Linked DNA regions of Homo sapiens: region 2 is linked to region 1. A link is an interaction called in ENCODE POLR2A ChIA-PET data of the cell type or tissue named here. Cell type or tissue: GM12878. All regions are shown on one strand. Each heading gives the region's core, and the rest is flanking DNA. Links, peaks and the distances in the headings are about the cores only.

Region 1 (4,393 bases), core at 272-4,271:
AGTGCTGGGATACAGACGTGAGCCACCGCGCCCGGCCGGGTTTTATATATTTAAAAATATTTGTAAAGCCAGTGTAGGCCAGACATCATTTGCATTTTAGTGGCGAAACCGGAAGCAGAATCTAGATATGATTATGCTGATTTGGTGAATACTTTTCAAGGCCTTTCAATGCACTCATCTCTATTTCTCTTTGAAAATATCTGCATTATTCCTTCTGCTATTTTGAAATAGGGACTCTAGATGTAAGACATTGTATGAAAAGAAAGATATTAAAATACCATCTAACATTTCAGTCAGTTAAGATGTATTCTATATGACCATGATTATTGTTTTTGTATTAGCAATTAAGAATCAGAGTTGACACTAAATGAGTGAGTTTAGCACCTGGGAGTAATTAATTTCTCTTGATATTGGATGCATTAAAAAAAATCGTGATTACACCCTAGATGGTTCAGTATTCAATTTTCAAACCTGTATTTTTTCAATTTTATATCCAACAATTTAAATACAGGACATGCTTTTCTGTGGTTTAGTTTATTATGAGCTTTGTTTTGTTTTGTTTTTGAGGCCCATTGTCTTGGGCTTCAGACAGAAAACACTAAATGAACATCGATCACAATTAGGTTCCTGATGACATTGCCTTCTGACTAGACTGAGTAATAATGTAGTTCTCTTTTGTGAGTGTGAGTCTCTTTTGGGAATGTGTTTTGTGCCAGTGGCAGTTACAACAGCATCTCTCGAAGCTAACTCTAGTGGATTGTGCATGTTTGGGTTTGTGGCATAAGTCCTCTGTCAACTTGCATTTTAAGGAAGGTCTATGGTACAAAAATATTATCAAAGTAAGCAGCTGCTTTTGTTTGGTGGTTTGGATATTTTTAGGGTTCCAGTCATTTTCAGAATAACTGTAAAATATATGGCACTTTAGTCAAGGATTTTGCATGGGAGAAGCATGAGAAGAGCAGAGAGGAAGGGATGCCACCTGTCGTCTGTATTTTTTACTTGCTGATTTTATATCTTTTTGGCAGATGATTTCTTTTCTTTTTTTTTTTTTTTTTTTGGCGGGGGTGCGGACAGGGTTTTGTTACGTTTCCCAGGCTGGTCTCCAACTCCTGGGCTCAAAAGATCCTCCCACCTCTGCCTTCCGGTGATGGAATTACAGGTGTGAGCCACTGTGCTGCCTGGCATGTGACTTTTTTTATTGAGATATAATTCACACACCGTAAAAGTCATGCCTTAAAGTTTACAATTCAGTGGTTTTTAGTATATTCATAGAGTTGTCCAACCATCACCAGTGTCTAATTCAAGTATATATTCATCACCCCCAAAAGAACTCCTTAGCTGTCACTCCCATACCCCCTGGCAACCACAAAACTACTTTGTCTCTATGGATTTGCCTATTCTGGTCATTTCATATAAATGAACTCATACAGTATGTAGCCCCTTGTGACTGACTTCTTTGACTTAGAATAATGTTTCAAGGTTCATTGATGTGGTAGCATGTAACAGTACTTCAAACCTTTTTATGGCTGAATAATTGTTATGTGGATATACCACATTTTATTTATCCATTCATCAATTAATGGACATTTGGATTATTTCCACTTTTGACTATTATGAATAATGCTTCTGTAAAGAATTTGTAGACAACTTTTTGTGTGGACATGTTTTCAGTTGTTTTAGAATATAGCTAGGAATTGGTGGATCACATGGTAACTTTTTGTTTAACCTTTTCAGAAACTCTTGGCATACTTTTTTTCCTTTTTTCTTTTTTTTTTTTTTTGAGAAAGGACCTCACTCTGTCACCCAGGCTGGAGTGCAGTGGCACAATCTCAGCTCACTGCAAGCTCTGCCTCTCAGGCTCAAGTGATCCTCCCATCTCAGTGTGCCGAGTAGCTGGGACTACAGGCACGTGCCATCACCCCTGGCTAATTTTTTGTATTTTTGGTAGAGATGGGGTTTTGCCATGTTGTCCAGCCTCCTGGGCTCAGATGAACACCCACTTTGGCCTCCCAAAGTGTTAGGATTACAGGCTTGAGCCACCGCACCCAGCCTCTTTTTTTTTTTTGAGCCAGAGTCTTGCTCTGTCACCCAAGCTGGAGTGCAGTGGCATGATCAGAACTCACTGCAGCCTCGACTTCCTAGGCTCAAGCCATCCTCCTGTCTCAGATCCCCAAGTAGCTGGGGCTATAGGTACACACCACCACACCTGCCTAATTTTGTTTAATTTTTTTTAGTAGAGATGATGTCTTCCTGTGTTTCCCAGACAGTTTCTTCCTTTTTTTTTTTTTTTTTTTTTGAGAGAGTCTCGCTCTTTTGCCCAGGCTGGAGTGAAGTGGCACAATCTTGGCTCATTGCAACCTTCAGCTCACTGCAACCTTAGGCTCACTGCAACCTCCGCCTCTTGGGTTCAAGAGATTCTCCTGCCTCAGCCTCCCGAATAGCCAGGATTACAGGCGTCTGCCACCATGCCCATCTACTTTTTGTATTTTTACTAGAGACAGGGTTTCACCATGTTGGCCAGGCTGGCCTCGAAGTCCTCACCTCAGGTGATCCTGCCCACCTCAGCCTCCCAAAATGCTGGGATTACCACCGTGCCTGGGTGAGCCACCGTGCCCAGCTGCCAGGCCGATTTCTAACTCCTGAGCTCAAGCAATCCTCTTGCCTCGGCCTCCCAAAGTACTGGTATTACAGGTGTGAGCCACTGCATCTGGCCTACCTTTTGTCTTTGCTTTAGTTTCTTATCCTTTAAACTCTAGCATGAAATTTGTCTCGTATTGAGAAATCATGTTGTATGAACATTTAGAAGGAAGAAGAATAAAAATGTTTTTAAGTTATTCTGTCAAAACTGCCAACATGTAGCAGTTTCTCCTCTTGTGGTTAAGTTTGGGCTCTACCCTCTGTTTTCAGAGAAAAGGAAGTTCTGTGTAGGAATGCAAGGATTGTCTGTTAACTCTTAATGTTTGAATAAGTTAAAGGCTAGAAAGCTGTTCATTGTCTTCAGGAAATCAGATAATGTTTACAGCCAACTTGGCCTAGCTGATGTTGAAATCATTAAGAATAGTTCTCTATAGCTCACTGGAATCCTTGGTACTAAGATGTAAATACCAAAGAAATTAACTCCCACTGTCCTTAAATATTCATTTGTTCATTCACTCAATAAATATTTATTGGGTGCCTACTGTAGGGCTGAGAAACTTCTAGGTCCTAGATTCTGTGTTCAAGGAAATAGATCACTGCCCTCATGGATTTATGCTTTCCTCTTTCCTTTGGTGGCTGATACTTAGGTTACTACCCCTAAAAACAAAACAAGTAAGAAAAATATAAGTTCTATTTGTGTATTCATTTTTATATTTCACTTCTATTATATCTTTCATCACTTGTCCTATTTCTACAGCATTGGCCTTTCTGTTTGTTATAAGTAGAGATCCAGCCTGGCCAATATGGTGAAACCCCGTCTCTACTAAAAAAATACAAATTAGCCAGGTGTGGTAGCGTGCACCTGTAGTCCCAGCTACTCAGGAGGCTGAGCCAGGAGAATTGCTTGAGCCGGGCAGGCGGAGGTTGCAGTGAGCCAAGATCACACCACTGCACTCCAGCCTGGGCGACAGAGCGAGACTCCATCTCAAAAACAAAAACGTAAGTAGAGATAACTGATCAAAATGTCACGTAGTGATGTCAGCTGGCCACTCAGGCCTCACAGAGTGGCACCACCTTGATGACAATGCCAAAGTCAGGGCCTGGTCTTTAATCTTTGTAAGTCCAAAAACTTCATCTTGGTACATTATCAAAGGGGAATTAGTTGAGGTACTGGAGGTGTCTACAGTGAGAAATGCCAGTATTTTAGTCTGTGTGTTGTAGTTCACTCTATAAAATGACTATGTTGGCTTTCATGTACCTTTTGGTATTCTGATTCAGTATTTCTCAGGACACTGACAAAAGCAAGTCTCTGCTCCTTCAAGAGCAAATGGTAAGATCCTGGTACCTAATTAAGATACTAGTTGGTGGCTGGGCTCAGTGGCTCACGCCTGTAATCCCAGCACTTTGGGAGGCCGAGGCGGGTGGATCACATGAGATCAGGAGTTTGAGACCAGCCTTCAACATGGCAAAACTCTGTCTCTACTAAAAATGTAAAAAAAATTAGCCAGGTGTGGTGGAATGCACCTGTAATTCCAGCTACTCTGGAGGCTGAGGCAGGAGAATTGCTTATACCTGGGAGATGGAGGTTGCAGTGAGCCAAGATGGCACCACTGCACTCCAGCCTCAGCAACAGAAGAAGACTGTCTCAAAAAAAAAAAAACACTCAAAAGTTATTTCAAAAAACCAAGACAGGAAGTCTCAGTAGCTTAGCAAAGAAAAGAAAGCTGTTGGCCAGGCGTGGTGGCTCACACCTGTA
Region 2 (4,393 bases), core at 203-4,202, 130 kb after region 1:
ACCATGTTGGCCAGGCTGGTCTCGAACTCCTGACCTCAAGTGATCCACCTGCCTCAGCCTCCCAAAGTGCTAGGATTACAGGCGTGAGCCACCGTGCCTGGCCTGTTGTTCTCACCTTTGTGTCCATGTGTACTCAGTGTTTAGCTACCACTTATAAGTGAAAACATGTGGTATTTGGTTTTCTGTTCCTGCATTAGTTGGCTTAGGAGAATGGCCTCCAGCTCCATCCATATTGCTGCAAAGGATATGATCTCATTCTATTTTTTTTTTTTTGAGACAGTCTCATTCTGTCACCCAGGCTGAAGTGCAGTGTCGTGACCTCGGCTCACTGCAACCTCCGCCTCCCAGGTTCAAGCAATTCTCCTGCCTCAGCCCCTCGAGTAGCTGGGACTACAGGCACCTGCCACCATACCCCGCTAATTTTTGTATTTTTTTGTAGAGATGGGGTTTTGCCATGTTAGCCAGGCTGGTCTCGAACTCCTGGCCTCAAGTGATCCACCCACCTTGGCCTCTGAAAATGCTGGGATTACAGCCATGAGCCACCATGCCCGGCCTCATTCTTTTTTAATGGCTGCATAGTATTCCATGGTGCATATGCACCACATTTTCTTTATCCAATCCTCCATTGACGGGTGCCTAGGCTGATTCCAAGTCTTTGCTATTGTGAATAGTTCTGCGACGAACATACATGTGCATGTGTTTTTATAGTAGAACAATTTATATTCCTTTGAGTATATACCCAGTAATGGGATTGCTGGGTCAAATAAAATAGAAGAATTTTAAATTGTTTGAGAAATCTCCAAACTGTCACACTCAATTATAAGGGCAATAATCTCACCCATGAGAATGGGGCCCTCTTGGCCTAATCACCTCCCAAGAACCCCAACTCTTCCAACATATGGATTTGGAAGGGACACAGACATTCAAACCATAGCGGTGACCTTATTTGGACAAAGCGTTTTTGCAGATGTAATTAAGTTAAGGATTTTGCAATGAGATCATCCTGGATTAGGGTGGCCCGAAATCCAATGATAAATGACCTTAGAAGAGAAGGGGGTTAGACACAGAGAAGAAGGCCAAGTGAAGACAGGCAGGGCTTGCAGCAGTACAGACACAAGCAAGGAACCATCAGAGGCTGGAAGAAGAAAGGACGAATCCTCACCTAGTGCTTTCGGAGGGATTGCAGCCCTGCACCACCCTGATTGCAACCTCTGGCCTCCGGAATGGTGAAATAATAAATTCTTGTTGTTTCCAGCCACCTAGTTTATGGTAATGTATTTCAGCAGCCCCAGGAAATGAACACAGGCCCTGATATCCAATTCCACGAGCACTTGATGAAGCATCTGGAGGGGCCCGCGGTACAGTGGAGGGGGAGGGAAACTCGAAAATGGGGAGTGTTGAGAAACGGATGGGCAGTGAGGTGGAAGACCAGAGAGCCTTTTTTTCTTTCTTTTTTTTTTAGACAGGGCCTCTCTTCGTCACCTAGGCTAGAATGCAGTGGTGCAGTCGACCTCCTGGGTTAAAGCGATCCTCCTGCCTCAGCCTCCCGAGTAGCTGGGACTACAGGCACATGCTACCATGCACAGCTAATTATTTACTTATTTTTTGTAGAGATGGGGTGTCACTATGTTGCCCAGGCTAGTCTTGAGCTCCTGGCTTCAAGCGATCCTCCTGTCTTGGCCTCCCAAAGTGCTGAGATTACAGGCTTGAGCCACTGTGCCCAGACTGGGGAACCTCTTTATAGCAGAGGTGATGACCCAGAACTGAGCTGAAGCATGCCACAAACCTACAGGGACAGACAGTAGGTAATATAAATATGCCAAGCAGCCAAGATAAAAAGACTGACTGCACCAGCAATGGAACAACTTCAGTGTCAGGGACACAGTAAGGAAGGTTGAGACTATGGCAAATAATGATAAGAATGAGTAACATTTATCAGCACTTGCTAAGCCTGTTCCTTATATAGCATGAGCTCATTTAATTCAGTTAATTTGGTTGTTTTGTTTTTTGTTTTTTTTTTTTGAGACGAGTCTTGCTATGTCGCCCAGGTTGGAGTGCAGTAGCACAATCTCGGTTCACTGCAACCTCCGTCTCCCAGGTTCAAGCAATTCTCCTGCCTCAGCTTCCTGAGTAGCTGGGATTACAAGCACGTGCCACCACACCTGGCTAATTTTTGCATTTTTAGTAGAGACAAGGTTTCGCCATGTTGGCCAGGCTGGTCTCGAACTCCTGACCTCAGGTGATCTGCCCATCTAGGCCTCCCAAAGTGCTGGGATTACAGGCATGAGCCACCACGCCCAGACAAGGTTTCGTCTTTAGGAGAAGTCAGGCATCCAGATTTTTATGCAAAAATCACATGAGGTCTGGCACTGGTGGCTCAAGCCTGTAATCCCAGCACTTTGGGAGGCTGAGGGGGGCGAATCACTTGAGTTCAAGAGCTCAAGGCCGCCTGACCAACATGGTGAAACCCTGTCTCTACTAAAAATAGAAAAAAATTAGCTGGGCCTGGTGGCCTTCGCCTGTGATCCCAGCTACTTGGGAGGCTGAGGCAGGAGAATCGCTTGAACCTAGGAGGCGGAGGTTTGCAGTGAGCAGAGATCACACCACTGCACTACAGCCTGGGCGACACAGCGAGACGCCATCTCTAAAACAACAACAACAACAACAACAATGAAAAAGCAGCCTATATTTAAAAGCTAGCAAGTCATGGGCCGGGCACGGTGGCTCACGCCTGTAATCCCAGCACTTTGAGAGGCCGAGGTGGACGGATCACGAGGTCAGTAGATCGAGACCATCCTGGCTAACACGGTGAAACCCCGAATCTACTAAAAATACAAAAAATTAGCCGGGCGTGGTGGCAGGCGCCTGTAGTCCCAGTTACTAGGGAGGCTGAGGCAGGAGAATGGCGTGAACCCGCGAGGCAGAGCTTGCAGTGAACCGAGATCGCGCCACTGCACTCCAGCCTGGGCGACAGAGCGGGACTCCATCTCAAAAATAAATAAATAAATAAATAAATAAATAAATAAATAAATAAATAAGAGCTAGCAAGTCATTACAAAATGTTTTTAAACCCTGCATGGACCAAGCCAATTACATCTGTGGGCTGGATTCAGCTCTGGGGTGGACACAGAGGGAGGGGCGGGGCATTTGGTGAAGGCGATGCAAAGCATCATGGGTGAGTTGGGGACCACATGGGCCAGGGGGTTTGACTAGGTGGTGCCTAGGCGGGTGCCAGCATGTTTGTGGGGGCAGGCGCGGGGCGGGGGTGGGGTGGTTTAAACTGAACAGGTGTTTTGGGTCTAGGTTGGAGCCACGATAACATTTTTCAATTTTGAAGAAGTCAGTGATAGCTTTTAAACAGCTGAATGACTCAGTCATGCCTGTCTGTCCCCATCCCCCAATCCCAACACCCAGAAAGCTGTGAATCAGGCTTTCTTTGGGGGTGGAGGGACAGTAGATCCATCCATGAAGGAAACAAACTAAACAGCCCCCGTCTTCCAGCGCGCTCACAGCCCGCCGGCGAGTGGGGGAAGGTGTCCTTAGTAAGGTTAGGATAGGATGGCAGGCGTGATGGTGGGAATGTGGCAGAGGGTTAGTGGTTGTCTGCAGATATGGGAGCCACTGCTATGTGTTCAATGCACTAAGGATGCAACGACGAACAGGACAGACATGGCCCTGCCTTCAAGGAAAAAGACTGTGAAGGAGGAAGGAAATAAGGAGAGACGGTAATTCCAGGGGGTGATGAGAAAATGTAAAAATTAAAATAGCAGGATGGGGGATGGGGCTCAGATCGGCAGCCTACAGGCCCAGGAGACAGAGCCGGTGGGGAGGAGGATGGAGGATGCGGAGCGGGGGTCCTCAGTGGCTCACAAGCCACCCCTTGCTCCCTGGGACCCAGCAGCCTGGCTGGGCCTCTGTCTCCCCAGAATCACCCTATCACACCAAGAACAAACCCACGGCTGACATAGATTCCTGACTCCGAGCCCAAGCAAGGGGGAGAAAGGGGAGGAAAAAAACACCCATCTGTTCTTCCTCTGATGGAATGTGATTTTTCACCCAGCGCTTAAACCTCGAGCTTCTCCTCCCATTTCCTTTCGGCAGCCGCGGCGACGCGATATAAATCGCTGTGAATGGGTTTTCCCGGCCGGTTGCCGTGTTGTTTTAATAATGGTTCATTTTCTGCCTGGGGGAAAAATAGTTGGTAAAGAAATTGAGGAGGGGGGGTTCATTTTGTGTGTGTCTGTGTGTGATTGTGCCTGTGTGTGTGTGTGTGTGTGTGTGTGTGTGTCCCGTTGCCTCAGAGAAGATTCCCGAATATTCCACTGGGACACCAAGTGACCCGTCCAGTTGGGGAATTGCTGGTCAGAGAACCAGTGCACCCCGCTTGCCTGGA

What was found. Peaks named below come from ENCODE experiments on the same cell type or tissue, not always from the same donor. Only the 100,000 strongest peaks of a DNase experiment are listed, where the experiment ranks them.
Region 2: POLR2A ChIA-PET joins it to region 1 with 8 read pairs; 4 of 35 experiments call an interaction of 5 or more read pairs at or near these places.

The regions. Positions count from the first base shown.
Region 1 is chr17:30,818,727-30,823,119 of GRCh38, reverse strand. The region is part of intron 1 of CRLF3 (cytokine receptor like factor 3); the gene reads left to right. Among named protein-coding and RNA genes, the nearest start is that of CRLF3, 3.8 kb to the left of the region's middle. In GM12878, for the core only: a CTCF peak has its summit at 979; no DNase peak of the experiment used is centred there; H3K4me3 peaks cover 3,057 bases; H3K27ac peaks cover 1,647 bases.
Region 2 is chr17:30,686,419-30,690,811 of GRCh38, reverse strand. The region is part of intron 3 of LOC105371723 (a long non-coding RNA gene); the gene reads right to left. Among named protein-coding and RNA genes, the nearest start is that of CRLF3, 140 kb to the left of the region's middle. In GM12878, for the core only: no CTCF peak of the experiment used is centred there; no DNase peak of the experiment used is centred there.